4 separate regions of the Homo sapiens genome follow, and all the other regions are linked to region 3. Evidence: chromatin loops called from intact Hi-C (ENCODE). Cell type or tissue: PC-9. All regions are shown on one strand. Each heading gives the region's core, and the rest is flanking DNA. Links, peaks and the distances in the headings are about the cores only. Region 1 has its middle 23 kb from the start of TPM1. Region 2 has its middle 29 kb from the start of LACTB. Region 3 has its middle 72 kb from the start of MIR190A. Region 4 has its middle 14 kb from the start of LACTB.

Region 1 (7,822 bases), core at 1,398-6,397, 120 kb after region 3:
GCCAACAATACTTGTCCATTTCTACCAGCAAACTTCTTCTTAGAAGGTCTGGTAGTAAGTATTTTAGGCTTTGCAGGCCACATACAGTATCTGTTGCAACTACTCAACTCTGCCATTAAAGCGCCAAAATAGCATTAGACAATACATAAACAAATGGGCATGGCTGATTCTAATAAAGCTTTATTTACAAAATCAAGTGGCTGATTCAAGGGTCATACTGTGCTAATCCCTGGTTTAGAGAAAGGAAAAACTAAGTCCATGAAGGTCTGTGGCCAGGCAGGCTTAAAGGGCCCACAGGACACTTCCCATAGAGGGGAAGCTGTTCCTAAACTGCCCTACCCTTGGCCCCACCATTGCTCTACCTCTGCCCCAGGAAGCCAAGATATTTATCATCTCTTGCAAACAACCACCACATATGAAGATAGCTAAGGGAGCTCCAGGTTTGCTGAGAGTCTGAGCACCTGTGAGGGATATTACTAAGGAAATGTCCACACCAGCTAGAAGGTTTCTTTCAACTCTGGGTGCAACAATGTCCAGACACTGCTCCAGTAGTTACTGCTTGCACACATATTACCTCCTTTCTTTCTCACCTGCAATTATTGTTGTGTAACAAATGAACCCTGAAACTCAATAACTTACTCACATGGCTGGCAGGTTGGTTCCTCTCCACACAAACTTCTCCATGAGGCTGCCTGGGTGTCCTCACAGTGTGGTGACAGGCTTCCCCCGCAACTACCTATCCAGGAAACCAAGGAAGAAGCCGCAATGCCTCTCCGACCTAGCTCTGGAAGTCACGCGTCATCACATCTACTGTCCCATTGTTCACACAGGTCAGCCCTGATTCCGTGTGAGAGCGGACTATGCAAAGACAGGGATACCAGCAGGCAAGGATCCCCATCGTGGAGGCTGGGTAGAATGAGTGGGTCCTGAGGTTAGTGCTCCATGGGAGTGATCACTAGAAAAGTTCACCCACTTAAGTTTGGTAGTTGTGTGAGGAAGGACTCTAACACCTGTTTTGTTGTTGTTTGTTTGTTGTTTGTTTGAAATGAAGTCTCGCCATGTCGCCCAGGCTGCAGTGCAGTAGCACGATCAGGGCTCATTGCAGCCTCGACCTCCTGGGCTCAAGCGATCCTCCCACCTCAGACTCCCAAGTAGCTGGGACCATAGGCACACGCCACCATGCCCGGCTAATTTTTGTATTTTTTTGTAGAGACGAGGTTTCACCATGTTGCCCAGGCTAGTCTCAAACTCTTGAGCTCAAGCGATCCGCTTGCCTTGGCCTCCCAAAGTGCTGGGGCTTACAGGCATGAGCCACAGTGCCTGGCCTTCTATCACCTGTCTGCTCAAATCTGTATAGGTGAATTGTTCATAGGAGATGTTGATACTCAGGTACCGATGGCTATAGTTTTTAGCTACATTTGACCACAAGTTTTGATTGCTGGGGTTTCAATCCCATCTTCCTTGTTCTTCTGCCATTCTTAGGAATCTGCAATGGACGTTTGTCATTCTGTTCTGACTTCCCAGCATCTGACACTTGCCTAGAGGAACTTCTCACTGTGTGACTCCTGGTGAGGGCAGGTCCCTGCCCAGTTCTTCAGTCTTTCTGTCAGTATTTGACTGACCCTATGTCACTCCAATAATCCTCTTGCTATTTAAATTAGCTAGTCAGTCACACCTGTAATCCCAGCACTTTGGGAGGCCAAGGCGGGCGGATCACCCGTGGTCAGGAGTTCGAGACCAGCCTGGTCAACACATTAAAACACCCTCTCTGCTAAAAATACAAAAATTAGTCAGGCATGGTGGCACGTGCCTGTAATCCCAGCTACTCAGGAGGCTGAGGCAGGAGAATCGCTTGAACCTGGGAGGTGGAGGTTGCAGTGAGCCAAGGATGCAGTGAGCCAAGATTGTGCCACTGCACTCCAGCCTGAGTGACAGAGCAAGACTCTATCTCAAAAAGAAAAAAAAAAGAAAGAAAGAAAATTAGTTTCTGTTGCTTGCAACCTAGAATCCTAGCAGGTTCTGAGTCTCTAGCACTTACTTTCAGACAAAGTTCTCCTGGTGCCAAAGCCACTACATCTCTGCTGCTGCTGTGGCTACAGTTGCTGAAGTTGAGCATAGACTTCAGAGTCAGACAGACCTAGGTTTGAGTCCCAGCCCTGCCAATTTAATGCAGTGTGACTTTCTACACGTTATTTAACATCTCTGGACTTCTGTTGCTTCCCCTGCAGGATGAGGGAAGTGATATTTAGCTTGAAAGACTGCTATGAGGATCTGCACATAGCATTGTGCCTGGCACAGAGTAGGTGCTTAGTGACTGCTCTTGTATAATAAAATATGATGGTGATGATGATGATGACCATGGACATGTGCTGAAGTTTCTCCTGATGTGATCCCCATCCAGAGTTTATTACAGAGGCAAAGCTACTCCCGTTTGATGACAGGTCTCTGGAGCTACCTTGAATGGTCTGTCCTCTCAGTACCAATTGCTCTTTAGAACCCTCAAAGCTGGTCTTACTCATGGAGTTGAATAAACTCTTTCAATAAGGAACTTGCTATAAGTCCCCTGGGGACTAGTCCAGAGCATGATTCAGAGACACACCCCCAACCCCTCCTATATTCAATGCTTTGCAAATGGAGCTCTTTCTGGCCTGCCCTGAGATCCTAGAACATCTAAGATGGGCATGCAACTTCAAGCCCCACTGTGGTCCTTGCAATCTGATTTCAGGTCATCCAGACCCTTGACCTGGCCTCACAGCCTGACATAGCCTCACAACTACTAGAGATACATCCTGGACGGCAAGCCACACTCTAAGACACTGTGCTCCAGCAGGAGCCCTGGTTTCTCCCATCCCATCTCTGAGCTGGCAGAGCTGTTGCATAGTGTTTCCATTTTTCTAAGGGTTGTTCCAGAGTCTAGGGTGTTCATGAGAAGTAATTTGCAAACCCCATTCCATGCTACTCTAAGAATTATACCCTCATACCAGTCTGGGAAAGAGTCTGACCCCCACCTTCACCCCAAATCATGGCAATGGGTGAGGTGGCACCTATGCTGGTTATGTGGGCACTACAGATAAATGGGCAACTGCAAGATCAGGAAATCATCCTAACACAGAAAGAAACATCTCTTGTTCTAAGACTCCCTCTTTGAACAACCCAGTTAACCCTACAGGCCCCTCATTCGTCTTCCAAAGCACTGATTTGCCGCTTAGGACATATATTTGTTAGACTAGCAGCTGAGTAGTAGCCTCTATCTTTTCCTAGCAAGAGTATAAGCCACCTGGAGTGAGAGCCTTCTTACACTTTCCCTGTCCTCTGCACCTGGCACCTTGCCTGAAGATGAATCAGAGCTGACGAAATACTTGTCGAATGGCTGCTCCATGGATGACACAGAATACAGCTGTAGACCCTGACTACCTGGCCCAAAATAGCAAATATTGTGGGCCATGGGGCCGTGGAAACCTGAGATGCCTCCCAGGGCCACGGCAGATGATTAAGAAAATTGGCTGAGAGATAGGATCGCACCAGCCCACAATAGCCTGTGCATTTTTGTCCAGGTTGGAGAGGCAGGACACAGCCTGTACCTGTTTGGCAGGACACAGCCAGGTCATTCCTGATAGACAAGACACAGCCACCCGACACACGGGGTAGAGCCCCCACAAGGCTGCTGCTCAGAATGCTCCTGCAAGCTCAGCTGCGATTTTAGGCCTGCTGGAGTGAGGTCTCAGGTTACACCAACTCCTCAGCTTCTCAGCTTTTGATGGGAGCTGCTTCTGGACAGGGACATCACCACCAGCCCATTAGTGAAGGAAATATTTGCCAGAGAGCGTCACCCTCCAGGAGGAGAATAACAACTGAAGGTCTATATTTCATCTGTTCCAGGAGTCTTTTAGCTTAGATGAATTCCTTAATCCTTCTTCTCTACCCATAGGCTCAAAGAGTTGCAAATCTTCCACACACTCGGTACCCCTTTTAAGTTTAGAAATTGACCTAACAATAATGCCTCCTTGCAATGTCCTTGCAAGTGGCCTGGTATGCACTGCCTGGTTTGCCCACATGTCAATACTGTGAGGCTGGACATGGGGATTGTTTGGTTTGGAGATGTACTGTGTGATAAATAATGGAACGTTGCAACGGCTAACATTATACTAAACATTTTGCAAAAAAGTAAGCCTCAGAACAACCATATGAAGGGGGGAATGTCACTATCCCCAGTTTCAGATGAGCAAACTGAGGCTTAGAGGTGTTAAGAAACTTCCAAAGTCACCTAACTGGGAAGTGGTAAGACCATGATTCAAACCCAGGAACGTTTGGCTTCTAAGCACAGACTCCTAATGCTCACAGTCCACTTCTACCCACATATTTATGAAATATCAATCACTGTGCTGCCTGCTGGAGACATAGGGACAATTAAGGTACCACCTTGTTGCTCAAGATTCCAACCTAGCCAGAGAAACAAACATTAGCTTAATTTTAAATTATATATTACAGTGTGATATTTGTAATAATAAAAATTATATGTAGGAATGGAAGGATGATGATTAATTCAGTCAATAAGGGAGGAACAGAGATTAGGGAAGGCATACAGAGGAACATTCAAAAAATGAAACTTTATGATTCAATTTCTTTTCTGTTTTGAGTGTGTGATCTTTAGCCATCATTCGTCCACACTGGCATCTATTGAATGAGTCATCCATCATCTGGGAAAGACCCAGGCAAAAGGGTCCCCTTCTCTGAGCCCATGCTTTATAGGTCTTACATATCACAAACCCAAAATAGATTAATGTGTTAAGGAACTTGAGAGCATCTCTGTCATTCAGGATTCAGAACTCAGCATCGGCACAGCACAACCAATAACCCTAAACACCACTCGGATGAGTAACACCATTCAGGCCCCAGAGAAACGCTTCTCCGTGTCTCTTGTCCTGTGTCTGTGAATCAAAGGGAAACCTTGTCCAAATGCCATCCATGAAGATTTGTGGGTTGTGCCGCTGCCAGCGCTGGAGATGGACACCTCCCTTTGGAGGATGGGCAGGATGTGAGCCCCATATGAACTCAGATAAGAATTAGGCAAATTAGTTAACTTACCTTATTCTTCCTCACAGATTTCATGAATGCACAGACTCATGCAAAGTGCAGTATCCTTTCCTAGGAATGCTGAGTGTCTATTTCTTGCTTCTCTCAATGCTCCAGCCTGTGATTCTGGAATCAGTCAAAAATTAAGGCAGTATTCACAACAGCTTCACATGATGGTTGGGAAATAGTTTGCAATATTAAACAAATCCTAACACTTTTAATTTGTGTATTTGCAGGCCTATCCATAACATACAAAAAGCATGATATTAATTCTTTATGTTGGCCACAGGCAGACCTCAAAGGCTAGAATTGTATTAATAAATAGGTTTTATTTTATAAAAATATGTTTAAAGATTTAATTACATTTTCAAAAGATTAAGTAATTTTAATCTAAGTGATGTTGATTTTTAAAGTTGATATGAATTTATTATAAATTATATTTTCTTTTAATTTCAATAGATTGTTTTGCAAATTTTATTTACATAAATATTCAGTCATAGAAAAACATCAGATGGTGTAATGAACTGAGTGTTATGGCTTGCCGAAAGTCATATGTTGAAACTCTAATCCCAATGTGATGATATTTGGAGGTGGCACCTTTGGGAGGTAATTAGGTCATGAAGGTGGAACCCTCAGGAATGGGATTAGTGTCCTCATAAGAAGATGCCAGAGAGCTGGCTAGTTCTCTTTCCACCTCATGAGGATGCAACCAGAAGTCAGTAGTCTGCAACCTGGAAGAGGGCCCTCACCAGAAACCGACCAGGCTGGCACCGTGATCTCAGACTTCCAGCCTCCAGAACAGTGAGGAATAAATTGTTGATAAGCCAGCAATCTATGGTACTTTGTTATACAACCCAAACTGACTGAGACAGATGGGTTTGCTCCCCTCTTTAGCCTCACTCACTTATCTCCCTCAGGATCCCTTCTGGGCCAGCAAACAGGAGATTGGCCAGGTGTGGAGCCTCACCCACAGCACCTGGCTCAGCAGGAAGCATGTAAAAGGCCCCCAGGCCAGGACAGGAGGGGCCTCCGTTGCAAGCTATTTTCACTGCTACTACATATACTGCTCAGTGCCTCACTCTGTCTTGCTTTGACTTGGGCCTTCTGACTGTCTCCTGGTACCTACCTATTCACCTGGCTTCCTGATCTGCTTTGACGGATAGCTCCAGTCACTGATCTCTTGAGCCAGGTCTTTGTCAACCTTGCTTTGACCAGCACAACCCTTGCTTCCTCCCCACGAAGTATTTCCTGATATCCATTGGCCTGCAATGATACAGGGAAATAAATATTAACATGTTTTTGAATTATACATTACAGTGTGATATTTGTAATGATAAAAATTATGTGTAGGAATGAATCAAAGGGTGGTTATTAATTCTGTCAATAAGGAAGGGAGATTAGGGAAGGCTTCCCAGAGAAACACTAATTAAATGGAACTTTATCTATGATTCAAATTATTTTCTATTTTAACTGTGTAATCTTTAGCCATCAACCATCCACACTGGCATCTACTAAATGAGTCATCCACCATCTAGGCAAGGCCCAGACAAAAGGGTCCCCTTCTCTGAGCCCATGCTTTAACAGGTATCACATATCACAACACCCCCAAAAATTAATGTATTAAAGAACATAAAGTAATATGAATATATACTTCAAAAATCAGAGCTCTCCCCCCTCCCTTACCCACTCCCCAAGAATATACAGAGAATGGCCTTCTTCATCTCTCATTTCACATAAATCATTGTAGAAACTACCCTGATCCTAGCTTCACCCTCTGCCCTTCAGGATAATTCATAAAAATCATTAAGCACTGAAATCATCCAGTTCAAACACTGTCTTTTTACAACTGGAGAAACTCAGACACAAGGAGGGGAAGTGACTTTCCCATGATCACCCATCAAGTGAACTGAGACTAGAGCCAGTCTCCAAGCTCCAAGCCCACATCCACACTCTGGTTCCAAAATGCCACGTATCCAGATAATTGTGTGGCATTCCAGCAGCACCCCACCCTAATCAATCTCCACATGACATCCCATAGGGCAGTTATTGTGAATTGTGGGGGGCAGAAGTTGGATGCTGGGTGTGCAAAGGAAAAGCAAGGGAGGTTGTTTCATAAATGACACAATGGCACGCTCCAAAGTTGAGTTGCAGGGCTTCCGCTGCCCTGAGAGACTGCATGCCTTTCTGGAGACTAAACATTTTCACAGTTCCTTTGGCCCAAGGGTTATTTTCTTGTTGGAAAAAATGGAAAAATTCCCCACACGGATGGCAAGAAAAATAACTTCAGCTTGACTAATCCAGAGACAAAGCTTCTTCTGAAATTGCAAAAGGATAGAATTGGAGGGGAGCAAACATTTCTTTTAAATAAACACAGAATATTTCTTTCTTTGCTTTGTTTTAGAGACAGAGTCTCACTTGTTGTCCAGGCTGGAGTGCAGTGGCATGCAGTTATGGACCACTGCAGCCTCAAACTCCTGGGCTCAAGTGGTCCTCCTGCCTCATCCTTGCAAAGTGCTGGGATTATAGGTGTGAGCCACCATGTCCAGCCCCACAGAATGTTTCTTCTGGGTTTCTTTTTATTTGCTCATGCCTAAGAACCCCTAATTGGCTCCTTAGAGAAAGGCCAGGTCCCATGGGTCAGAGGAGAAACTGGGTGGGCATGAGCCTACAGGAGAAGCCCCAGCTCACTGGAGCTCCCTGTCTGGCCAAGCCTGTTAGGAGCTGTGTCCCACAGGGCCTGGGCTGAGAG
Region 2 (7,822 bases), core at 1,939-6,938, 200 kb after region 3:
GGGGTCTCCCTGTGTTGCCCAGGCTGGTCTCAAACTGCTGAGCTGGAGCAACCCTCCCACCTTGGCCTTCCAAGGTGCTGAGATTACAGGCAGGAGCCACACATCTGGCCTCATCTTATTCCTTTTTAATGGTGAGAACAGGCCAAAAGCAAGCAAAAGCCTTGTCCTGAGAGACGGTGAGATCCTCATCCTGGGAAGTGTCCAGCAGCAGCTCCTGCCCAGGAAGCTCTGGAAGGGATGAAGTCATCGGATAATGCTTGTGTAGAGATGGAGCAATGTTGCTCTGCAGATTCAAGGGGGATAGGGACTGCAGGCATTCCTGGCTGTTTGAAAGAGAAGCGGCCAGACAAGGGAAGTGGTTGATGTGATGCAGGCTCCCTGGAGAGCTGCCCTTGGCAGGATGTGGAGTGAGAGAGGGTGGGCACTGGGAGGGAAAGGGTGGAGCCAAGCAGATGGCAGGAGCTTACAAGGTATGTAAGTGACAGTTCTCCATGGTCCTCAGAATGTGTCCAGGTACCAACCTCATGAAATGTCCATGTAACAGTGAAGGAGCTGGGCTTTGCGGTCAGTTTTGATACCAGTGGAAACTGAAACACAGGCAGATAGACACACAGGAACAGGGAGCAGGGGATCAGAAAGATGCTGGGAATGAGGTGAGGGGTGGGGCAAAATCTTGGGAAGGGCTCTCAGCAAACACCAGCAGAGCCATCTGGTCTGCAGGGCCCCGGGGACAGGGCCTCTGGCCAATGAGCTTTTTTCAAAGGCCTGTGAAAATACGTGACATGCCAAAAAAAAAAAATTATTGAATCTAAAATATAAAAGGAAAAGTATGAAATTGAAAGGAATACATTTTAATTAAATGTCTATAAAACAAACAACGTCAATTCATTCATGTTTAAATTTAGTGTTTCTGGATTCTCTGTTTGAAAATAACGCTAAGGTTTTATTTTCTCCCTCCATAAAATGTACTGTGCATGCACAATGCCAGCCTGGAGAACATAGCCAGACATGTAGTCAATGAGCAGCTATAATTTCAAAAGCAAGATTAATAAAGTCCTTTTGATCCTTTCTACAGCAAAAATGTGATACTCAATGTGAAATATGGGTATATTCTAATGTGTTTGATATTATGTGGAATGCGGACTCCATAATTAAAAGACCCTGGGGCCTGTAATGGTCTTAAACTGGCCCTGGAATTGGGGTCCAGGCTAAATTGAACCAAATCTCTGAGAGGTGAAATGAGAGCCCAGCTGAAGTCTGGGTAATAACAGGATTAGATGGAACCTCAGAACCTTCCAATTCAGAGTCCATCTGAGCACAGGTGCTTTTAACCCTGAAGGGCTGTTCAGACAGATGAGCTTTTAGAGGGTGGACGTGAAGTTCTCTGGGAGGAAGAAGCACCTTTCAAGCGTGATGAACTGTTATGGTAGGTCTCCACTAGAGCTAATATAACTCAGGAAACAGAAAGTGAGCCAGACCAAGTGGGTGGTAAATGACCGCTTGGCTGGGGGCTGGTGGCTGATGGCGGGTGGCTGGTGCAGCGTCACTCAGCAGCGGTAGGTCTCCTGACTGCAGCTGGGATGTGCTGTCACCCACTCCAGCACTAAAATTCAACACTGATTGCCAATTCGCCTTTGAAGGGCGCATTATTTTCTTTAATGATTTTACTCTTACACTTGAGAAAAGGGAGGAGGAAAAAATTGCGTTCTCCAGACACCTCTTGCCCCCTCGTTCTTTGTCTTTGATCCTGTTCCCAAGCTTACGCCATTACACGCCCTCCCTGTCATGCCCAGCTGTGTGCCCTCCCTGCCCGGCCCTCCCCAGCCAGGTTTCTTTGGCTGTGAGGCAGCAAAGGTGCCCAGCAGACACCCCTTCTGCCCTCTCTCAGGCTGCGTTCAGAGCTGGGAGCAGAGAGGCCAGACGGAGGAGGATGCCACCCAGCCTGGCCGCACAGGGCCCAAGGTGACTGGGAGGACCCCGGCTTCCCTCTCACCCCACCCCAGGGGCTCCGGGCAAATGACCTCAGCCTGAAGCAGCCAGTGAGGAGGCGTTTGTAGGGCCACTGGGGTTTGCCAGCTCCTCACTGGCAGATGACCTGGGGGAAGCAGTTTAATAGGTGTGTGTGCCCTTCTATCATGCGTGTCAGTGACCAGAAAGGCAGAGACCAAAGAGCAAAGGTGAGTAGTGACCCTCTACCAGCGAGCAGGCATGGCCCTCCTTCCCTGAGACCCGTCCCCAGCCTTCCTACTCCCTCCATGACAGAGCACACACATGGCCACTGTGGTTTTCATAATAATGAACTCATAAAGAACTAAAATTCACCTAGCACTTTCCGGCTCCCAGAGAGCATTTCCATTTTATTTGATAGTGACAGTGATGCTGGGAACAAAGCAGGACAGACATCAGCACTGTCCCCATGTAATCAGTGACAACACGGTTCCAGGGTGCACTGGCTTGGCCAGTGTTCCGTGGCTAAGATGTGGACAAGCCCAGTGACATTCAAACCTGGGTCTTCTGACTCCAAGACCCATAGTGAGCGGGCTTCAACCCTAAGAACCAACAGGGAAGCACCAGCTCTCACTGAGGAGCCAACCAGGCAATGAGTGTGGATTTGGAGTTGGGATGCACACATGGTGAGTAGCCGTGACCCTAGAATCAGAATATCTGTCTCAAGAAGCTTTTGGGGCTCTTAAAATGCTGACATCATGTAAAGTCATTGACCTTCGGGGGGAAAGATCATTTTATTTATGGCAAGATTCAATGCACTCATTCATTCATGTGTTAATTAATTCAACAAGCACATACATTGAGCACTACTCCATGTTAATAGATGCGAGCCAATTTGCCAAAAAATCAGTGCACCCAAAGACCCAATCTGCTGAATCATTAATTCACTCAATTTAATCCATTTGTCAAATGATTAGTTCACTGATTTTTCCAAATTTACTTGTTGTAGTTGTAACAGCTTGAACAGTAATGTTTTAACAGTGAAAATGTTGGCCAAACAAAAATCTGTAGAAATTCATGTTTTGCAAGTGAAACCCTACCTTCTGGGCAGAATTCCAGCCTTGAACTATATGATAAGATTGTCTTAGGTACCTCTGGTTTCTTTACATGCTTTTGAATGTAAGTGTATATTTTCAAACTTGAAACACTTGAAATATTTTTTCATCAGTTTCTCAAAAGACATTTAATCCTTAACTTGATTGAGGAAGTGTGGAGAAGTAGCTACACAGAAGAACCTGGCCCTGGAGGCAGCCCTGCCTGGTGTGTGAGCCCAGCTCTGCCCCTGTCTTAGCTTTGGCACCTTGGTCGAGTGACTTACACATATGTGATGGGAGCTCGGCCATATCACTTACAAATACTAGGGGAAAAAAACACATCATAGTAATAACAAGGTTATTTCTAGGTGGTGGATTGTAAGTAAATTTACTTGCCTTTTTAAATACTTTGTATTTATTTATTTATTTTGAGATGGAGTCTCGCTTTGTCGCCAGGCTGGAGTGCAGTGGCGCGATCTCAGCTCGCTGCAACCTCCACCTCGCGGGTTCAAGCGATTTTCCTGCCTCAGCCTCCCGAGTAGCTGGGATTACAGGCATGCGCCACCACACCTGGCTAATTTTTGTATTTTTAGTAGAGATGGGGTTTCACCATGTTGGCCAGGCTGGTCTCGAACTCCTGACCTCAGGCGATCCGCCTGCCTCGGCCTCCCAAAGTGCTGGGATTACCGGCATGAGCCACCGTGCCTGTCTAAATACTTTTTGATGTTTTAAAACATCCCTTGAATAATTTTAAGTGTTCACTATGGAAGAGGAACCACACCAGATGGCTTCATATATATTGTTTTAAACCATGTATGTTGTTTTAAACTTCATGTATGTTGTCATAAACCCACAAGATAGGTAATATTATCACTCATTTAGAAAGAAACTGAGGCTCCAAAGCATTAAGTAACTTGCACAAATCCCACAACTCTAATGAGCCTGACTTCCAATCTGTCTGACTTCAAAGCTCGTGCTAATTTGTACTTTCTCTGGCTCAACCGGTGTCCGCCTCTATTATATTAAATGGGTGTAATATTTGCATCTTAAAATATGGTGGGAGGATGGAATGAAATGATAGGTATGAAAGTCCACTGCAAACGATAAAGCCTTCAACAAAGAATATTAATAATAGGTAACGTACACATAGTGTGCGCCCAGTACTGGGCTGTTCCAAGGGCTTTGTAGATATCACATTCCCTTAATCATCTCAGTGATCCTGAGAGGCAGATGGCCATTATCCCCATTTTACAGAAAGGATATTGAAGAACAGAGAAGCTAAGTAACACGCCAGAGTCACACCACCACACATTATACCAGTTACCCAGATGGGAGCCTTTCAATTATAAATGACTCCCAAGTCACCTGTTTCCCAATATTCTCCCCAATTCCTTCCCCAGGGATACACTGTACCTTACTAGGTGGCAGGTAGTACACCTGGCTCAGCAGGAGGTCAGAGATGAAAGGTCAGGCATTAGGTTCAGGGCTCCATGGTATTGCATGGACCTTGCTTTCCGGGGACTGCCTGGGACAACCACGCACTCCAAAGACACTGCTGCCACCTGCTGTTCACATATTCTCCACCCAATGGCTTCTCCCCAGCACCTGCATGCGTGAGCCTCTCAACAGCATTACCGTCTTTCCCAGACCCATTCTGCAGCCTGGGTAAAAGAATTTAAACTTTTGCTCAATTTCAAATGCAAGAAGAGTAAACCCTTAGAAACAGAAGAGTTTGAATAAGGGAGCTGAGACACACTCCTGAGCAGTGTGACCTCGGGGCCCTCAGCCTCTTTAAGTCTGTTTCCTCATTTGTAAAATGAAGACACCATAATAATATGTGCTTCATGCAATTGTTTTTAAAATAAGATTTTTTTCCAATCTACAATTTACTTTCCTATCAGAAAAAAATGCTAAATATGTAAAGGGCAAGGCAGGATGGGACACAATTAAACATCCTAAATACCTACAATCATCTCTGTTTACATTATTGTTTTTAACAAATCTTTAACTTTTTTATTAATAAGGCATCTTGATTTATATTTTGCTACTGATTTTGAGCTCATCAAAGTAAATTCTGTCATTCTATTTGCATTTTATTGAGTACCTGAACCAGAAATGTGAAATGGGGAAAGGGTTACCTGATTTTTTTTTTTAATGAAAAAAGATTTCATAATTAAAATGGTCCCTTCCATCTGAGATTCTCAGAATATTCCCAAGATTCTGGTTCACAAGTTTCACATCACTTCTTTCAGGCAAATGGGCAACCTAAAACTGAGAAAATTGAAGTGGGCTTTTGCCACTTAAGTTCCCTTGGGAACTGACACAAATAGCAAAGCTAAGAGGCCTGGCTCCCGCTACACAGCTATAAACATCACACCAGATTCTGTTTGCCTGAAAACTCCTTCTGACTGAGTCTAGATGCCAGTTGTTAGATGATAGTCAATTTGCATGTTGCCAATCTAATATTCCTGGATCCTTAACTTATGTTGCTGGTTTAGAAGTTCAGTAAAACTGAAACTGTATTAGTAAGTTCCAGCAAGAATGTGTAAACTATTTCAGTAGTATCCACTCTGCTGCATACCATAGACCTGGATGTCATGGTTTAAAGGGGCAGATCTAGCTGCTCTCAACCTCTAAAGGGGAGGCTGAGTGCCAAATCACTCTCCTACGTCCTTGGTATGGACAAAAGAGTAAATGAAGATACTATCAGCTACCTGGATTTATCTTTCTGGTGACAAAACTTTTCCCTCTAAAAAAGTAGCCCTTGAAAACTGTCTTTCCTTTGTGGAAATAAAAATAGCATTTTAAAAGAGACAGCATTTGATACCTATTAAATTGGTAAAATTTTATAATAAATTGCTCAATGCTGGAATGTTAGCAATGAGATCAAATATGTTAATGGCATTAAAATTTGTGGGATCCTTTTGGAAAGCAATAGAAATATATTTGCAAGAACTCTAAAGAGTTTTTAAGCTTTGAGCTAATAATTCTATCCTGGAGACTTTGGTTTTCAACAAAGGCAAAAAGCTATATTTAAGAAGCCACTTGTCGTAGCATTATTTTTATTTTTTGAAACAGCGTTTTGCTCGTTGCCCAGGCTGGAGTGCAATGGTGCAATCTCGGCATACTGCAACCTCCACCTCCCAGGTTCAAACAATTCTCCTGCCTCAGCCTCCCAAGTAGCTGGGATTACAGGTGTGTGACACCAGGCCCGGCTAATTTTGTATTTTTAGTAGAGATGGGGTTTCACTATATTGGTCAGGCTGGTCTCCAACTCCTGATCTCAGGTGTTCCGCCCACCTCGGCCTCCCAAAGTGCCGGGATTACAGGTGTGAGCCACCGTGCCTGGCCCGTTTGTTGTAGCATTATTAATAGTAGAAAAAGAAAAACCTGGCGACAACCTATATCTTCACCCAAAAGGAATCATGATTAATTCAGTTGATGGAATATTATTTCACCATTAAAATGATAAACACGGAGGCTAGGTAGAAATGTAGATGCCTATCAAAGTATAATCACAAAAAGAAGAAAAAGGAAATGTGGAGAAATGCATAAGTGAAAAAGGGGCAGAAAACCAAAATGATATGTACATTGTAACTACAGCCCTCTTAAGTGCTTATGGATGCCAACTAGGCTGTAATGGGCAAAAACACAGAGCTGTGTTAAGATGGTAGAATTCTGGATGATTTCTCTTTATTTCCAAATTCCCTTAATGTGTTTACATTATAAAAAGAAAACTGGCCTTTCAGGGTGTAGATATTCTGAGTTAACCTAGTTACTCTACAGAGTACCTCTTTCTCCAATGGGGAGACAGCCATGATCTATTTGGAAAAGCCAGTGATTTCTCATTCTATCGTAGTAAGTTGCAAAATAAATTCATCAAGCACTACAATGATCAAATATGATATACTGCAATTGGAAGAAGCAGGGCAGAAAAATATCCTCTATTAAAGAATCTTGTGCTCCTAAATCTTCAGTATGTTGATCTGGGTTGATCTGTGCTAAGGTGACACTTGTCCAGCCTTGATGGAAGAATTATAAAGTGACTATGAAATATGTCAAGGCCTGTTTCACTACCAACTTGCATTTGACTAGCACTTTATAATTGTATTTATTTATTTATTTAGAGACAGTCTCACTCTGTCACCCAGGATGGAGTGCAGTGATGCAATCTCAGCTTACTGTGACATCCGCTTCCCAAGCTCAAGCAATTCTCATGCTCCAGTCTCCCAAGTAGCTGGGATCACAGGCACCTGCCACCATGCCCAGAGAATTTTTGTAAATTTAGCAGAGACAAGGTTTCGCCACGTTGGCCAGGCTGGTCTCGAATTCCTGACCTCAAGTGATCCACCCACCTTGGCCTCCCAAAGTGATGGGATTACAGGCAAAAGCCACCGTGCCCGGCCTATAATTTTTAAAATATTTTCACATCTTTTATCAAGTTTGAGTTTCCCAACTCTGTACAGCAGGCAGGGCATGTAGTATTTTACACATGGGGACACTGAGGCTTAGAAAACTAAGTGACTGGCCGGGCGCGGTGGCTCATGCCTGTAATCCCAGCACTTTGGGAGGCCGAGGCATGTAGCATATTAACTCTGAGCTACATGGATTATGGTGAAACTACTGATTGACTTTTTAAGCGCAGAAAGGAATTTTTTTTTTTTTTAAAGACAGAGTTCTCGTTTGTTGCCCAGGCTGGAGTACAATGGCGCGATCTCAGCTCACCACAACTTCTGCCTCCCGGGTTCAAGTGATTCTCCTGCCTCAGCCTCCCGAGTAGC
Region 3 (7,822 bases), core at 1,671-6,670:
GAAAAGTCAAATACTACTAATGAGATACTACAGTGATTTCTTGGCTTTTTAACAGATTCTGTCAAGGGATCACTTTTCCAATCTAAAAATGCATTGATTGAGTTCCTTTGAGGGTTTTGTATGTTCCCCAAATAGTATTTGGTTAGTCAAAAATAGTTATTGAAAAAACACCCTGTCATTAAGAGCCTAAGGCCACCTTTACTGAAGAATAATTTTAGGGAACTGGTTTATCAACAGTACCTTCAGGAAAGGTGATAATCCCTAATTACTGAAATCTTTACTTCCTTGCTAAATTAAGGATTCATGACAGAAATTCCCTGGATGCTAATAAGGCTTTTCAGAGGGCAGCTTGTATCTAGGGACCTAGCTTCTAATACATATCATGTCACTGCTGACCTCTGGGTTCTGTCTCTAGCCCATTCGATAGGTAAGGAACAGGTTTATATTTAATAGCAGCAGAAGACACCAACTTGGGCCAGAGAATTTATCTTTCTGGGATATTACTGGACTCTGCAAAATTGTATAAAAACTAATTTGTGAAGTTCCAGGCACAGAGGTATCTCCTTCTTGGTGTGCCATAGTTACTTATGAATTTTTAATTTAATCCTGGAAAGAAAATCTCTTTTCACTGGAAAGATATGGGTGGAATAACAACAATTATAATTTCCATTTATTGTGCTCTTCTTTTTATTGAATACTTATGTGTCAAGCACTATGAAAAAGACTTTACATGTATTATCTCATTTATTCTTTTCTAAAATAGTTTTTGGTATTCTTTTCATTCATTTATTTTCAATCCTGTTTTGCCAGTAACATATTTTAAAGCTATAAATATACCTCTAGGTAGTGCTTTATCTGCATCCCACAAGTGTTAGAGTAGTTTTTTTTAGTTGTTCAAACCTAAATATTTAATAATTTTTATTAAAACTTTCCCTTTTATCCACAGTAAACTTAGGAGTATGTTTGTTTCTAATAGCATTCTGCATAGAAAATATGATTTCTATGCTATAAATTATTTGAAATTTCTTGAGACTCTGCTAAAATGGTCGACATGTGCTTGAAAAATATATATATTCTCTATTTTGGTGCAGGCTTCCGTATTTCTATATTGGAGCAAGTTTACTAAGTTATCTCTTCATACCTTACATATCCTTACTCTTCATATCTTACATATCCTTACTCTTTTATACATATCCTTACCCTTTTTTTTTTTTTTTTTTTTTTTTTTTTACTATTTGATCTGTTTGGTCCTGATAAAGTACATTAAAAGTATTACACTATGATAGGGATGAATGTATGAGTTAATTTAAAAAATATATTACATGGTGAATATGAATGAATCTAACTTCCCTTTATAATTTAGTCATGTTAAGTGTATACAAATTCACAAACATTATATATTCTTAATGGGATGTTGCTTTTATAACTTTATAATGTCCGTATTCTTAATAATGCTTTGGTCTTGTATTTGTCTGTTCTCACACTGCCATAAAAAACTACGGGAGACTAGGTAATGTATGAAGAAAGAGATTTAATTGACTCATAGTTATGCATGCTGTATAGGAAGCATGGCTGGGAGGCCTCAGGAAACTTACAATCATAGTGGAAGGTGAAGGAGAAGCAAGCACATCTTACCATGGCAGAGCAGGAGAGAGAGAGAGTGAGGTGGAAAGTGCTACATACTTTTAAACAACCAGATCCCATGACAACTCACTCACTATCATGAGAACAGCAAGGGGGAAATCTGCCCCCATGATCCAATCACCTCCCACCAGGGCCTTCCCCCAGAATTGGGAATTACAATTCAACATGAGATTTGGATGGGGACAAACCATATCAGGCCTTAAATTTTATGTGGTCTGATATAAATATTGTTAGTTATGTATATTAATTACATAGGGCCGCCATAACAAATTACCATAAACTGGGTGGCTTAAACCCATAGAAATTTATTTCCTCACAGTTCCAGATGCTGGAAGTCTGAAATCAAAGTGGAATCAAAGCCTGAAATTGGCAGGACCATGCTCCCTCCAAATATTCTAGGAGAGGAGCCTTTCTTGTCTCTTCTAGCTCTTAGTAGCCCTAGGCAGTCCTCCGTTTGTGGCAGCATAACACCAGTGTCTGCCTCCCCCATCACATGGCTGGCTTCTGTGCATCTGTGTCTCTCATCTCCTTATAAGGACACCAGCTGGGCATGTGGCTCATGCCTGTAAACCCAGCACTTTGGGATCCCAAGGCAGGTGGATCATGAGGTCAGGAATTCGAGACCAGCCGGGCCAACATGGTGAAATGCCGTCTCTACTAAAGATACAAAAAATCAGCTGGGCGTGGTGGAGTATGCCTGTAATCCCAGCTACTCAGGAGGCTGAGGTAGGAGAATCGCTTGAACCCGGGAGGCGGAGGTTGCAGTGAGCTGAGATGGCGCCATTGCACTCCAGCCTGGGTGACAGGGTAAGATTACATCTCAAAAAAAAAAAAAGGACACCAGTCATATTGGCTTAAGGGCCCACCCTATTCCAATATGACCTCATCTTAATTTTATTACATCTGCAATGACTCTTTTCAAATAAGGTCACATTGTGAGATACTGAGGGTTGAGACTTCAACGTATCTTTTGGAGCATGCAGTTTCACCCATAACAATATATATTTCATGTTTTGGTTAGCATTGAACTGGTATATCTTTTTCTAACTTTTTATTTCCAATTGTTATGGTTTTGCTTTAGGTGTATCTCTTATAAACTTTGTTCATTTGTTTTATCTAATCTGAGAATGTTTCATTTGAGAGGTAATCTGTTTACATTTATTATAATGACGTATAGTTTAACTGATTCCTGCCATATTTTGTTTTCTATTTCCCACCCTTTTGTTTTGCTTTGGTTTTTCTCCTTTCCAGCTGTCTTAGTCCCCCCAACACACACACACACACACACACACACACAAAGCAGACTCTGAAATAATGGCTTGTCTGCAGCTTGTTTATTTTAGGAAATGATTCAACGAATAGGAGTGGGGCGGGGGCTGGGAAGAATGAAAAAGGGATGAAGACAAAGCTGATCATCACCATAGGCAAATAGGGTCAATCCTATTAGGGACCCTAGAGGAGGGACATGGATGCATCTTGGTCTTGTCTTCAGAGACACTAATATTGCTTTTCAAATGTGGCTGTGTCATTTTACCTTACATTTCTCTATCACATATAGAGCAGAGAGTATTTGGAGCAGAGGGCGTACATTGCAGCATGAATTTACACCACTATCCTGGCATGTCTGCATGGCTGCCATTTAACTTCTCCATCATCCTATGAGGCACTTTATCATCCCTATTTTAGAAAGGAAGAAATTGAGGCTCAGAGAGGTAAAGTAAATTGCCTGAAGTCACACAGATAAAAAGTGACAGAGCCAGAACTCAAACTCTGTTTTATCTGATTCCACAGCCATTCCTTCCAACCTTAAGCTCTACCGCCTGTGTGGTGCTGGGTGTGAGTCGGAGCTAGCCTGGGTTTACCTGAGTTGCAGGGTCACCCCTCATCGCACCCTTGTCAGTCCTCAAATAGGGGTGCAACTGTTCCATGAAAGGGAACAAAGAGACTGAGCTACTAGACACCAAGCTGTTTAGGACTGAACCCATTCCTGTCCAAACGGAAGTGATCCAGAGGGACTCTGAATATTACAGAAGTCAAGAGATTTCATCATCTTTATTCAAAGAAAGGGGTTTGTTTGTTGATTTTTTGGATTTTTTTTTTGGACCACAGCTCTATCTACTCCCTGAAGAGTAAGGATTATTAAGTAAATCAGGTAATTATTGACTAAGAAGTGACTGGCCACTGCAATTGATAAATTAACCATGTCTGTTTTTCTTATGTAGCTCACTGGAAAAGAATGTGGGGGATTTCCTCTTCTTCTTCTCCAGAGGCCTTCCTGTCTTGAAGGCTAGGCTTCTCTTGCTCTGGGGGAAAGTTAAAGGCCTTTCTTTGATTTTCTAAGGGTCTGTAGACCTAACACTTACTGTTAGAGATTGCGAGGGCTGGGGAGGGGGCCAAGGGCTAGAGGTCATTCAAGGACTGGCAGGACCCTTGGGTGCCCAGCCTCTTACCCAGGACCCTGAGGTGCCAAGGCCTCTGGGGAGTGGCTGGGTGGGCAGTGTGCTTCTGGGGACTGGACACTTGCACTGTGGCCTTGAATTTGGAGGATGCCGTGAGCAGCAGCCTTTTACTGGTTTACCTGGGCATGGACAATGAGCCACTGGGCAGTGATCGTCACAGACCTGATGCCCTTCCCCCAAGTTTCAAGGATCCTGAGGCCTCAGAGTTCTGCATAGGAGGAGAGGAGGGGCCTTGAAAAGAGGCTGGGATTGAATTTTTCTGAGGTCCTAGTAGGTGTGGGGTCTAAGGACGATTTGATTTAGAAATTCATGAAATGTGTCATTTCTTGCCCCAAGCTTTGTGGAACAAGTAATACCAGTTACACTAGTGATGACCAAATCCTGCTGTAAATTGTTCTAACATATTGTATAAAACAGGCCTTACCACTTTTGTAATCCCTTGCAAATGGCTGATCGATAACCAACACAATATAATATTCCAAGCCCTTCTTTTGGTAGAAAAAATTTCCTCTAGCCTGGTAATTTAAATTCCAAATTACCTCCAGATGATGCTATTTAAATGCCCTGTGATTAAATCTGCACAAAGTGGAGTTTCTGTGGGAAACTTCGCTGCCTCCTAGGGCATCCTGCGGTGTTTTTTTAAAGGCCGGGGATCTAGAAAGGCTACTCAGGGCCTCGGAATCTTTGTCTACATGACTCAGCCTTGGGGCCCCGGGCCCTGGACACTTGCCCAGAGCTGAACATTCAGCTGGACGCGCCACAGAAGGAGCATGCGGGGAGCCAGGAAATATCTCCGGAATCTCACAATGCTTTCTCACCTACCCTTATTAGACCAAAGAGGCAGAGCCGCAGGGGTGGGGGCCGCGGGGCAGAGGGCAGCGCCTGCCGGGTGGGAGGGAACCTGTGTGTGCGCGCACACACTGTTCACGTCATAGTGTCTCCGTGTGTGTCTGCGTCTATGTATGTGTCTCTATGTGTCTGGGTATTTCTGTGTGTCTGTGTGTGCATCTCTGCATGTCTTTGCATATCTGTACATGTTTCTGTGTGCGTGGGTCTGTGTCTATGTGTGTATACATCTGTTCATATTTCTGTGTGTGTCTGTCTCTATGTGGCTGTGTCTCTGCATATCTTTGCATATCTGTACATGTTTTGGGGTGGGGGTCTGTATCTCTATGTGTCTGTGTGCCTACGTGTGTGTCTCTAAGTCTGTGTGGGTCGCTGTGTCTGTCTGTGGCTGGGAGCGGGGTCAGGAGTGCTTTTGGAGTCCCTGGTTTTCTAAGAATAGGAGGTTCACAGCAGGAGGGGGCTAACTCTTCAGTCCAGACCCCCCTCTGAGACCTGCAGACCACCTGCAGCCCCACCCAGTGTGGCCCCTGCCCCGCGTGTCTGTGGTCTGAGTGGCAGTCAGGAAAGAAAGCGAGGGCTGGGCGTGAACTTTGGTTAGGTTGAGATGCATGGGGAAGAAAGCAGAAGGGAGGGTGTGTGTGGGGAGCAGACCTGCACCCTCCCGAACAGCTGGGGAGGCCAAGGGGGGGGTAAGGCCCAAACCTCACTCCAAAGCTCCCAACATACAATCCAGCAGTTCCCAGTGGAAAACTTGCTGGGGTTTGCAAAGTACCCTCCTCCCCAAAACTGCATCTTTGAGCATGCACCCAGGCAAAGGCTCACACTTCTCTCTCTTCCCAACGCTGCTTTGGGAAACCCTCCTGCACCAGAGAATGTGGGACAGGGACACCCTTACTTTCGAATGCCAACTTTGGTTGGGCACTCCTCTGGACGCTTTCCATTGATCTCACTTAATGCACTTAACAGTGACCTAGGCTTTGTTATTCCTCTTTTACAAATAAGGAAACTGAGGTACAGGGAGGGGAAGCGGGTTGCTTAAGATAACAAGCTGATGAGTGTCAGAGCTGAGGCAGAACCCAGGTGTGCTGAATTCCGGAGTCATTTTCTTACCTGACAGCCCTCTACCTCTGGATGGCCCTCTCTTTACATTTAGAAGTGTGTGTGTGTGCGCGACACACACACACACACACACACACACACACACACCTTAGAGCCCTTTTATAAGACACTAGAGCCTAGACAGCAAGGGTGTCCACGTCATGGTAGTCTCCATTTACCATGTACATACAAAACCACAACAGAACTGTAGGTCTAGTGAAAGCCATTCTTTTACACCCTCCTCCTCTTTCCACAGATGGAAAAAGAATCGCAAATAAGCATAATGTGAAGAGCATGAGCTTTGGAATAAGCAAGCCTGGAATTACAATTTTCTTTTATTAGCTCTGTGGCTGTAATACTCAACTTTTGCAAGCTTCAGTTTCCTCGTCTGTGAAATGGAATAATAGCACTTACCTCATTGGCTGTTGTATGGATTAAATGAGACCATGACTATGGATGTATGGCATTTGGTACCCAATAACCCCTCAATAATCGGCAGCTATAATTATTCATAATAATAATGGTGGTAGCAACAAACCCAGCCCAAACATCTGAAGGACCGATCACTAAAAAGAAGATGAACTCAGTCCTACGTAGTAACAAGAATGTGACATCTATGTTGTTGCCAAAAGTCTGGAGGAGTTGCCAGGACCAGAGAGAAGGAGGTGGTGAGGCCGGCCTGGAAGAGGGAGGGGACAGATGTCAAGGACCCCAATCTTGAGGTGGAAAGTTCTGTGATTAACCCAGATGAATGTCTCTAACCTCCAACTCTTCTGTTCTCAGAGTTTTAATGGGGCACACCGTGTGCTGGGCATTGACATAGATGGGAAAAGCATGACCTAAAATAAGGGCTGGAAGCCAAGACTGGGAGGAAGGGCAAAGGGAGCAGGCAGCCTGGCACCAGGTACCAGTGAGGTGTCTGCTCTTTGTCCCCATCACCTGTCAGCTAAGGAATTCTGCATGTCATCAGTGCAATAAAATGTGATCGCCAGAGTGAAAACCTTGTAATAGACCAGCTGTGGCTTCTCTCAACACCAGTATGTCCAAGGAGGATGCATTTTTATTGCTTTTGTGGTCTTAACAAAAAAGATTCATGAGCATTGTATAAAAGGCATATTAAAACAATTCGGTAAAAGGATGAAAGAAAAATAGAGTGCTTGTAGATTTTTTTTCAGGACGCACACACCTATACCTGTATAAAAACGTTGTATTACGGAAGCTCTCACACATACACAAAAGTAGCATGAATAGCACGTTGGACCCCGATGTACTCAAGACCCACCTTCAGCAATGGGAGTGCTGTGTTTATGAGAGTCCCAATTAAAGCAACATTGCTCTTAACATTTTCCCCATGTGTCAACAAGCTCCAGTGACCCCATAATGCAAACTTATTCAATCCCCTGATATCCAAGCACCTGAAATTACCCCTCATCTCATTCCCCAACTGCCTCGAGCTCCTATCTGAAGTAAGAGAGAGGTAAGTTCACCAATTTGCCCTAAATTACACTGGAATCCGGGCAAGTGCCTTTAACACAGGATCTGTTCAGTAAGAGTTGAAAAAATAATAATAGCAGAAGAAGAATGAATGAGTTTTGAGCACTCACTATGTGCTATGCCGTCTTCTGAGTGCTCTCCCTGTTTTATTTCACTGAATTCTCACCCCAAGCCTGAACTGTATATTCTGTCTTCATCCCTGTTTTACAAATGAGGAAATCTGACACAAGCAAGCTAAACCACTTGCCCAATTTCACGCAGTTATTTAGGGGCAGGGCTAG
Region 4 (7,822 bases), core at 1,853-6,852, 210 kb after region 3:
TTCCTATGGGTTCTCATGCTGTCACCCCATCCAGATGGTGCAAGCCTCTGAGAGACTGCCCAGCCTGTTCTAGAAAGTTCCCAACTCTGATTTTCCTAACTTTGATTCAAGACTCTGACATACTAAAATCTAACTTCCCCTTCACAGTAATGCCCTGCGGAGACAGCCACACTTTAAACTTCATGAAAGTCTTACAGTAAGGGCCTCTTAAGATTTTCTCAGAGAGCCCACTTCTGACAATTTAATAAGAAAAAGCCTCTTAGGACAAAAACGGGAAGTTACAATCTTTCACCAAGAAGCTAAACCTTTGGCCTCATACCATGGAGGATGCTTTTGGAGGCCATCACCATCACTAGGATGAGTCTTTATACCGGCATTTGGGATTGTCTCTTCACCTAAAGGGTAAAATGGCTCTGCGAATAAGTAAAGCTGCCCCACAATGTAGCTTCTCCCTCTCCTGAAGATGGAAAGATGAGCTGAGTGAGCTATAGAACAGAGCATTTAGTCCAGAGTGAAAGCCAGCACATTAGAATTCGGGGGGCCTTCCTCTGGGAATCCCTGAGGCATTTTTGTAAATAACCAACTCAAGGGCAGGAAAGCCCTTAGAAAAGAATAATTAAAGTCTGTTGGGATAACCGTTCTCAGAGCCCCAAGGCAGACTCTAGCAGAAAGCCTCCCCTCAACGCCTGCCCCAAGGAAAGGAAGCTGAGCAGAGAAATGAGTTACCAAGAAATAACGAGCAAATAAAAAGATGCTCTTTACTCAGGAGGCTGAGGTGGGAGGATCACTTGAGCCTAGGCGTTCGAGGCCAGCCTGAGCAATATAGCAAGACCCTGTCTCTACCACAAAAAAAAAGTATAAATGTATAAAATGATCTTTGTGTTCTTTTCCAACTTTGAGAAATAATGGTTTCTCTGGAAACATGCTATGGACTTAATTATGTCCTCCCAAATTCCTGTGTTAAAATGCGTAATTCTCAGGGTGACTACTTTAGTATGAGACAAGGTTAAATGAGTTCCTCAGGGTGGCGGCCTGATATGATAGGATTAGAGTTCTTATAAGAAGAGACACAAGGAACACTCTGGTTTGCCCAGAAAATCCTCTCCCCGCTTTTTTTTCTCCTCCACTCCCTCTCTCTGCCAAAGGATACAGCAAGGTGGTGGCTGTCCACAAGCCTGGAAAGAGAGCGCTCATATTAGTTGACTACACTGGCACTCTTATCCCAGACTTCAAGCCTCCAGAACCGTGAGAAGATAAATTTCTATTCTTTAAGCCACGCCAAGTCTGTGGTATTTTGCAATGGCAGACCACGATGATGAAAACCTAACACTGGAGCAATCTTTAATGTCCACACTTGGTACTCAGTTGGCTTCCAAAGACCAACCATTATTTACGCTATACTGACTAACCTTGCCTCCATATCCCTTTAATCCTCACCACATAAATCCTCCCCTCACCCCAGTGGGTGATAATTTTTGCTATTTTACAGCTAAAATTCAAGTAATGGACTATTTGGATGATAGCGTGCCCGGAATTGGTTCCTTCCGATATTCTTGGTCTCGCTGACTTTAACAATGAAGCCTCAGACCATTGCGGTGAGTGTTACAGTTCTTAAAGATGGTGTGTCCGGAGTTTGTTGCTTCAGATGTTCAGATGTGTCTGAAATTTCTTCCTTCTGGTGGTTTCATGGTCTCGCTGATTTCAGGAGTAAAGCCACAGACCTTCCGAGTGAGTGTTACACCTCTTAAAAGTAGCGTGTCGACAATTGTTTGTTTCTCCTGGGAGGTTCATGGCCTGGTGGCTTCAGGAGTGAAGCTGCACATCTTTGCCGTGAGTGTTGCAGCTCATAAACATAGTGCAGACCCAAAAAGTAAACAGCAACAAACTCTATGGTAAGCACTTACAACAGAAAGAAACCCCAATCAGTTGCCGCAGCTAGGTTGCGTGGCCTGCTTTTATTCCCTTATTTGGCCCCACCCACATCCTGCTGATTGGTCCACTTTACAGAGAGCTGATTGGTCCGTTTTACAGAGTGCTGATTGGTCCGTTTTTACCAAGTGCTGATTGGTCCGTTTTTACCAAGTGCTGATTGGTGTGTTTACAGACCTTTAGCTAGACACAGAGCACTGATTGGCGCATTTACAATCCTTTAGCTAGACAGAAAAGTTCTCCAAGTCCCCACCCGACCCAAAAGCCCAGCCGGCTTCACCTCTCAATAGAATCAAAAGCAGTAAAGTTCAGAGCTGGGTGGTCATATATGAATCACTTAACCTTTCTTTCTTTTTTCCTTAAAATAGAGATGGGGTCTGCTATGCTGCCCTGGCTGGTTTTAAACTCCTGGGCTCAAGTGATCCTCCCACCTCGGCCTCCCAAAGTGCTCAGATTACAGGCCTGAGCCACCGCTCCCGGCCTGAATCAGTTAACCTTTCTGGGCATTCATATCATTGACTATAAAATGGGGGTAGTGTTAGTTTATGCTTCCCAGATTGCAGATGAGAATCTAAATATCTGCCCACAACCCCCAATGGGAGGTACAGGAGCCAACCAAGCAAGCCATGGTCAGGATCTGGTTCCTGGAGGCTGGAATCCGGGGAAGCCAGAGAGGAGAGAGCCAGAAGGTGAGTGAGTATCCATATTCTTCAACAGCACAGTCCAGTGTTAAGACAGGGCATGAGGACCAGCTCCACTGGAAACACCAGCCAGCGTCTTAACCGGGGAGGAAGGAAGGTGTGTGCTGGGCAAGTGGGGCATGTGACAAAGTGGAACTGAAGTGGCCGTCGCTTGCCTTTAGGCCAGCAGGTAAGATTGGGGTGACCCATGTATCTTATGGTAATGAACAAAATCATTACCATGGCATTGTCTTTTTTTTTTTTTGAGACAGTCTTGCTCTGTCGCCCAGGTTGGCATGCAGTGGCACGATCTTGGCTCACTGCAACCTCCGCCTCCCAGATTCAAGTGATTCTCATGCCTCAGCTTCCCGAGTAGCTGGGATTACAGGTGCATGCCACCACGCCCGGCTGGATTTTTGTATTTTTAGTAGAGATGGGGGTTTCACCATGTTGGCCAGGCTGGTATCGAACTCCCGACCTCAGGCGATCCGCCTGCCTTGGCCTCCCAAAGTGCTGGATTTTTGTTTTTTAACACTCCCACCCCCTCAACCCCCCTCCATCATGCAAAGTGCAGCCAAAGTGGAGAATACTAGATGTTAATGATGAAGTCGGAGGTGTGGTTGGGGTCACTGTGCAGGCGTATGTAGATCTCCACAATGAGGCACAGGGGCCTTCCTTAGAAGTGCGTTGGGTATTAACAGTGATTAAGCATTAATTTGCTTTTCTCATTTCTTCCACTTCTCATAATGTGTAATTGAACAAAAGTAATGGCGAGGTTGGAGCACTCTGGCCAGGCTCCCTGTCCAAGATCCTTCAGCCTCATCCTAAGGTACACACTCCTCTCCCCCACTGTGTGCTGGGAGGCCGGGTTTCTAGCCTTTGGGTAGCAGAATCTGACTGAATGTTCCAAAGGGGTCCACTCACTTTAACAAATGACTTTTTTTTTTTTTTTTTTTGAGACAGGGTCTTGCTCTATTGCCCAGGCTGGAGTGCAGTAACACAATCTCAGCTCACTATAATATCTGCCGCCCGGGTTCAAGCAATTCTCATGCCCCAGCCACCAAGTTGCTGGGATTACAGGCATGTGTCATCACGCCCGGCTAAGATGGGGTTTTGCCATGTTGGCCAGGCTGGTCTCGAACTCCTGCCCTCAAGTGAGCCACCTACCTTGGCCTCCCAAAGTGCTGGGATTACAGGCTTGAGCCACTACCTGCAGCCACAGGTGACTTTAAGATATCCAAGTGGTGCCACCAGGATACTTAGGTCCAGAGACTCAAATGTGAAATCCTGGAAATTCTGTCTCAACAAAGCAACCAAGTGTCTTGTTATTAAAAAAAAAAAAAAAATCACATTGTGGCCAGGCGCGGTGGTTCAGACCTGTAATCCCAGCACTTTAGGAGGCCAAGGCGGCGGCAGTATCACTTGAGGTCAGGAGTTCGAGACCAACCTGGCCAACATGGTGAAACCCCGTCTCTACTAAAAATATAAAAATTAGCTGAGCGTGGTGGTGCATGCCTGTGATCCCAGCTATTTAGGAGGCTGAGGCATGAGAATCGCTTGAACCCGGGAGGCAGAGGTTGCAGTGAGCCCAGATCGTGCCACTGAACTCCAGCCTGGGTGAGAGAGTGAGACTCCGTCTCAAAATAAAATGAAATAAAATATAAAAAAATAATGTTGGGGAAAAAAGTGTTCATGCAGGTTCTTATACCAGTGCATCTGTTCTAAGTGAAAAGGGAAAAAGGGCAAGGATTCCAAGACATGCCTGTTAGAGACATCCAGCCTGTAGCAACGAGGCAGATATTGTTCTGGACTGCATTGACTTTTGCACCCAGAGTTATTTGGTTTGACAGACTGCCAAATCCTGAGGTTCAAAAGACCGTCCGTCACAAGTGGGGAAAGGGGCCAGCATTCTTGGGGTTGGATTCCCAGAATTCTCCAAATGTGAGTGTCCATAAGTAAGCCTCTCAGTCTAAGGCTCCCTCAGGATGGTGGTTTGGTTTTAGAGATAGTCCCTCTCCCCACCGCAAAGAATGTTAGGGGAATTCTGACGATAAAAGCATCAACCATGTTGGCCACCTACGAACTTGAACTTAGATATGTAAACTTCTCCCAGAAGCCACCAACATAGTCATGTCTGCGGTTCACAAGGATGGAGCAACCCCCTCACACTGAAGGCAGCTATTTTCATTAGGCCTGTCACAAAATACACAAGAGCTATCATTTCCTCCTTTTAATAATGTTTCATTGCAGACCAGGCACGGTGGCTCACGCCTGTAATCCCAGCAATTTAGGAGGCCAGGAGGGTGGATCACTTGAGGTCAGGAGTTCAAGACCAGCCTGGCAAACATGGCGAAACTCCGTCTCTACTAAAAATACAAAAATTAGCTGGGCATGGTGGTCCATGCCTGTAGTCCCAGCTACTTGGGAGGCTGAGGCATGAGAATTGCTTGAACCGGGAGGCAGAGGTTGCAGTGAGCTGAGATCACACCACTGCACTCCAGCCTGGGCGACGGAGAGAGACACTGTCCCAAAAAAAAAAAAAAAATCAGACTAGTTAATAGTAACTTATATATGCTGTGAAGTTTGGTTCCATCTTCGAAACTTTCCACCTCTTGCCTCATATTCAAACTGTCACCATCTCCTGTTAGATTTTTACTGCCAAACTACTCTGAGAAACCAACCACTCTGCTGCTTCTCCATTGCTACTACCCCAGCCAGGTCGCCTTCATGTCTCACCTCTGTTACCAAAAGGAGCTCCTAACTGCCCTCCTGTCCTCTCCTCCTTCCCCATAAAAGCTGTTCACCACGCTACAATCAGGAAGATGGTTTCAGCACACGTGATGCCATCCCCACTCTCTCCTTGCTGAAAATCTTTGCTCTTAGGCTAAAACTCAAAACCCCCGCCTTGCCCCCTGCCTGCCTATACAATCCCCCTTGACCTTTCCTCCCCATCTGTCTGTCTCTGCCTGCAGCCACAGTCACCTCCCAGCTCCCTGACTTCTCCCTGTCACCTATCCGATGATCACAGTTCAAATGGCACTTCTATAGGGAAGTTTCCCTTGAGGACCCCCAATCTGGGGCAGGTCTGTGTTAAATTTTCATTAACCATGTTTCTGTCCTTAAGAGCAATTAATCTTCATTTATAATTACATATACGTGAATGTGATGATTTGATTAAAAAAAATTCATTTTCTCCACTGGCCTCTAGGCTCTCTGAGCCTTACCCAAAGCCTGGCACATAAACAGTTTCTTGCAGAATGTTTATAGAATGATTTTCAGAAACGTAGAAATTGACTAACACAGAAAATTGAGAATCAGTTTTTAAAAAAAAAAAAAAGTCACCATGAAGGAGGTATTCCCCAAATTTTGAGACAAGGTTACTAATAAAGCTCAGTACATAATGGATGAGATTATTTCTGCACAGAATCCAGAAAGGAAAGTCCTAACAAGTTATCAAAAAGACAGGGGAAGGGCAGAGCAGACTTTGGAACCTGGGATGTGCGGCCAAAAGTCAGAGAGGTAGGGAGAGAAGGGCAGGGAGCTGTGAGGTCCTGGAGAACACTGGATCAAATGCTGTCACTGGGTACTGGTTTGTAACACAATCTGTCAGAGACGTTAATGGATGGGCATGATTAACAGGAACCCAGGATGGGACAGGTCCCATCAAGCAACCATAAAAGATGACTTGTAATTGTATCAGAGATGGAGAGTTGGGAGTAAGTAGAGCAGGACCTGACAATCAGCACTGGAGTCCGTCTGATAAAAGGCTACAGTGTCTACAAGAAGGGAAGCCTGAGTGTCAGAAGTTTCCACTCCTTGTTGATTGGATGGCAGACTGGGGCCCAGCTGATTTGCAGCCAGCTGATGACCTGTCCATGGAGATTGTACACATCCCTGTACTCTGGTTTCAGGTTCCTCAGCAGCCTTTGCTCATAGGCTGGCTTAACTATGATCCTGCTGTGGGAAGATAAAAAAACTGACCGAAGGAGATAGGCTGAGTAATGGCTCCCTCAAGATGTCCATATTTCATCCCTGGAACCTGTGAATACATTTCTTTATGTGGCAAAAGGGACTTTGTGGCTGTGATTAAACTAAGAACCTTGAAATGAGGAGATTCTCCGGGATCGTCCAGATGCATCAAATGTAACAAGAAGGAGTCAGAGTCAGGCTGGAAGCCGCTATGCTGCTGGCTTTGAAGGCAGATGAAGGGGCCAAGGAATTAGGGTGGTCTCTAGAATCTGGAAAAGGCAATGAAATTGATTCTCCCCTAGAGCTTTCAGAAGGAATGCAGCCTTGCCCACACCTTCATTTTAGACCAGTGAAACTGATTTTAGACTTCTGACTGCCAGAACTGTAAGATAATAAATGTATATTGTTTGAAGCTACTAGGTTTGTGGTCATTTGTTACATCAGCAACAGAAAACTAATACACTAACAAACATAAATATCTGATCAACAGATCAGTACCCAGATCATTCATGAGTCTCTGGAGAGTCTGGTGGCTGTCATTCAGTGCCCCAGGCCAGATTACTGCTAGGGGGTTGCCAAATCAAGTTTCTGGATCTGCTAAGCTGAGTCCCCATGTGGCTGACCTCAACCTCTCTAAGGTCCTTCCACCCTGGGAAGCCTGGCCTGGCCTGAGGAACTGCTGGCTCTTCCTCATGAAAACCACACCGACTGGTCACTGATCACTCATGATGTGTGGGCTGTTAGGTGAGCTCTTGGGAATATAGCATAGACTTTGGTACCAGGGAGGCCTGGTTCACATCCCCTCTCTACGAGCCGTGTGATCATAAATGAGTTATTTAACTTCCTTCAACCTGTGAAATGGAGGTGACATCTCTAGTGTATAGTTCTGTAAGGATTGATAGAGACAATATGTACCTAATCCCAAACACAGGGTCAGGACTACGGTAGTCTTCCAATCAAGCTTGCCCCTTCCTGCGCACAGCCATGAGTCTCACCGTGCTCATCTCTTTGTATACTGGACACTTCAGCTACTTCCTCTTCCGTGTTATAAGCCCCATGGCGGCCCTGTGTTCTGTTAGTCCCCTGGCTACAAGTCAGTGACTTTACCCATCATATTCCTAGTGGCCTGCTGTCTTAGTTGGGGTCTCCCCACAAGTAGAACCTGAGACAAGGATTCCAGCTCAGGTAGTTTGTGGGAGATGATCCTAGGAAACACCACTGAAGATGTGAGACAGGGAAAGGAA

What was found. Peaks named below come from ENCODE experiments on the same cell type or tissue, not always from the same donor. Only the 100,000 strongest peaks of a DNase experiment are listed, where the experiment ranks them.
Region 1: a loop joins it to region 3, with 13 times the contacts of the local background. A loop is called at or near these places in 11 of 110 quality-filtered maps.
Region 2: it touches region 3 in a loop (5-fold over the local background); 5 of 110 quality-filtered maps call a loop at or near these places.
Region 4: a loop joins it to region 3, with 11 times the contacts of the local background. A loop is called at or near these places in 5 of 110 quality-filtered maps.

The regions. Positions count from the first base shown.
Region 1 is chr15:63,016,277-63,024,098 of GRCh38, forward strand. No RefSeq gene overlaps it. Among named protein-coding and RNA genes, the nearest start is that of TPM1, 23 kb to the right of the region's middle. In PC-9, for the core only: no CTCF peak of the experiment used is centred there; a DNase peak (open chromatin) is centred at 3,485; H3K27ac peaks cover 2,546 bases.
Region 2 is chr15:63,089,167-63,096,988 of GRCh38, forward strand. No RefSeq gene overlaps it. Among named protein-coding and RNA genes, the nearest start is that of LACTB, 29 kb to the right of the region's middle. RefSeq lists an enhancer at 1,180-4,976. In PC-9, for the core only: CTCF peaks have their summits at 4,611 (motif pointing left) and 4,816; no DNase peak of the experiment used is centred there.
Region 3 is chr15:62,892,348-62,900,169 of GRCh38, forward strand. No RefSeq gene overlaps it. Among named protein-coding and RNA genes, the nearest start is that of MIR190A, 72 kb to the left of the region's middle. RefSeq lists an enhancer at 5,248-6,013. In PC-9, for the core only: no CTCF peak of the experiment used is centred there; DNase peaks (open chromatin) are centred at 3,844, 4,414 and 4,844; H3K4me3 peaks cover 2,616 bases; H3K27ac peaks cover 4,852 bases.
Region 4 is chr15:63,103,596-63,111,417 of GRCh38, forward strand. No RefSeq gene overlaps it. Among named protein-coding and RNA genes, the nearest start is that of LACTB, 14 kb to the right of the region's middle. In PC-9, for the core only: no CTCF peak of the experiment used is centred there; a DNase peak (open chromatin) is centred at 4,626; H3K27ac peaks cover 524 bases.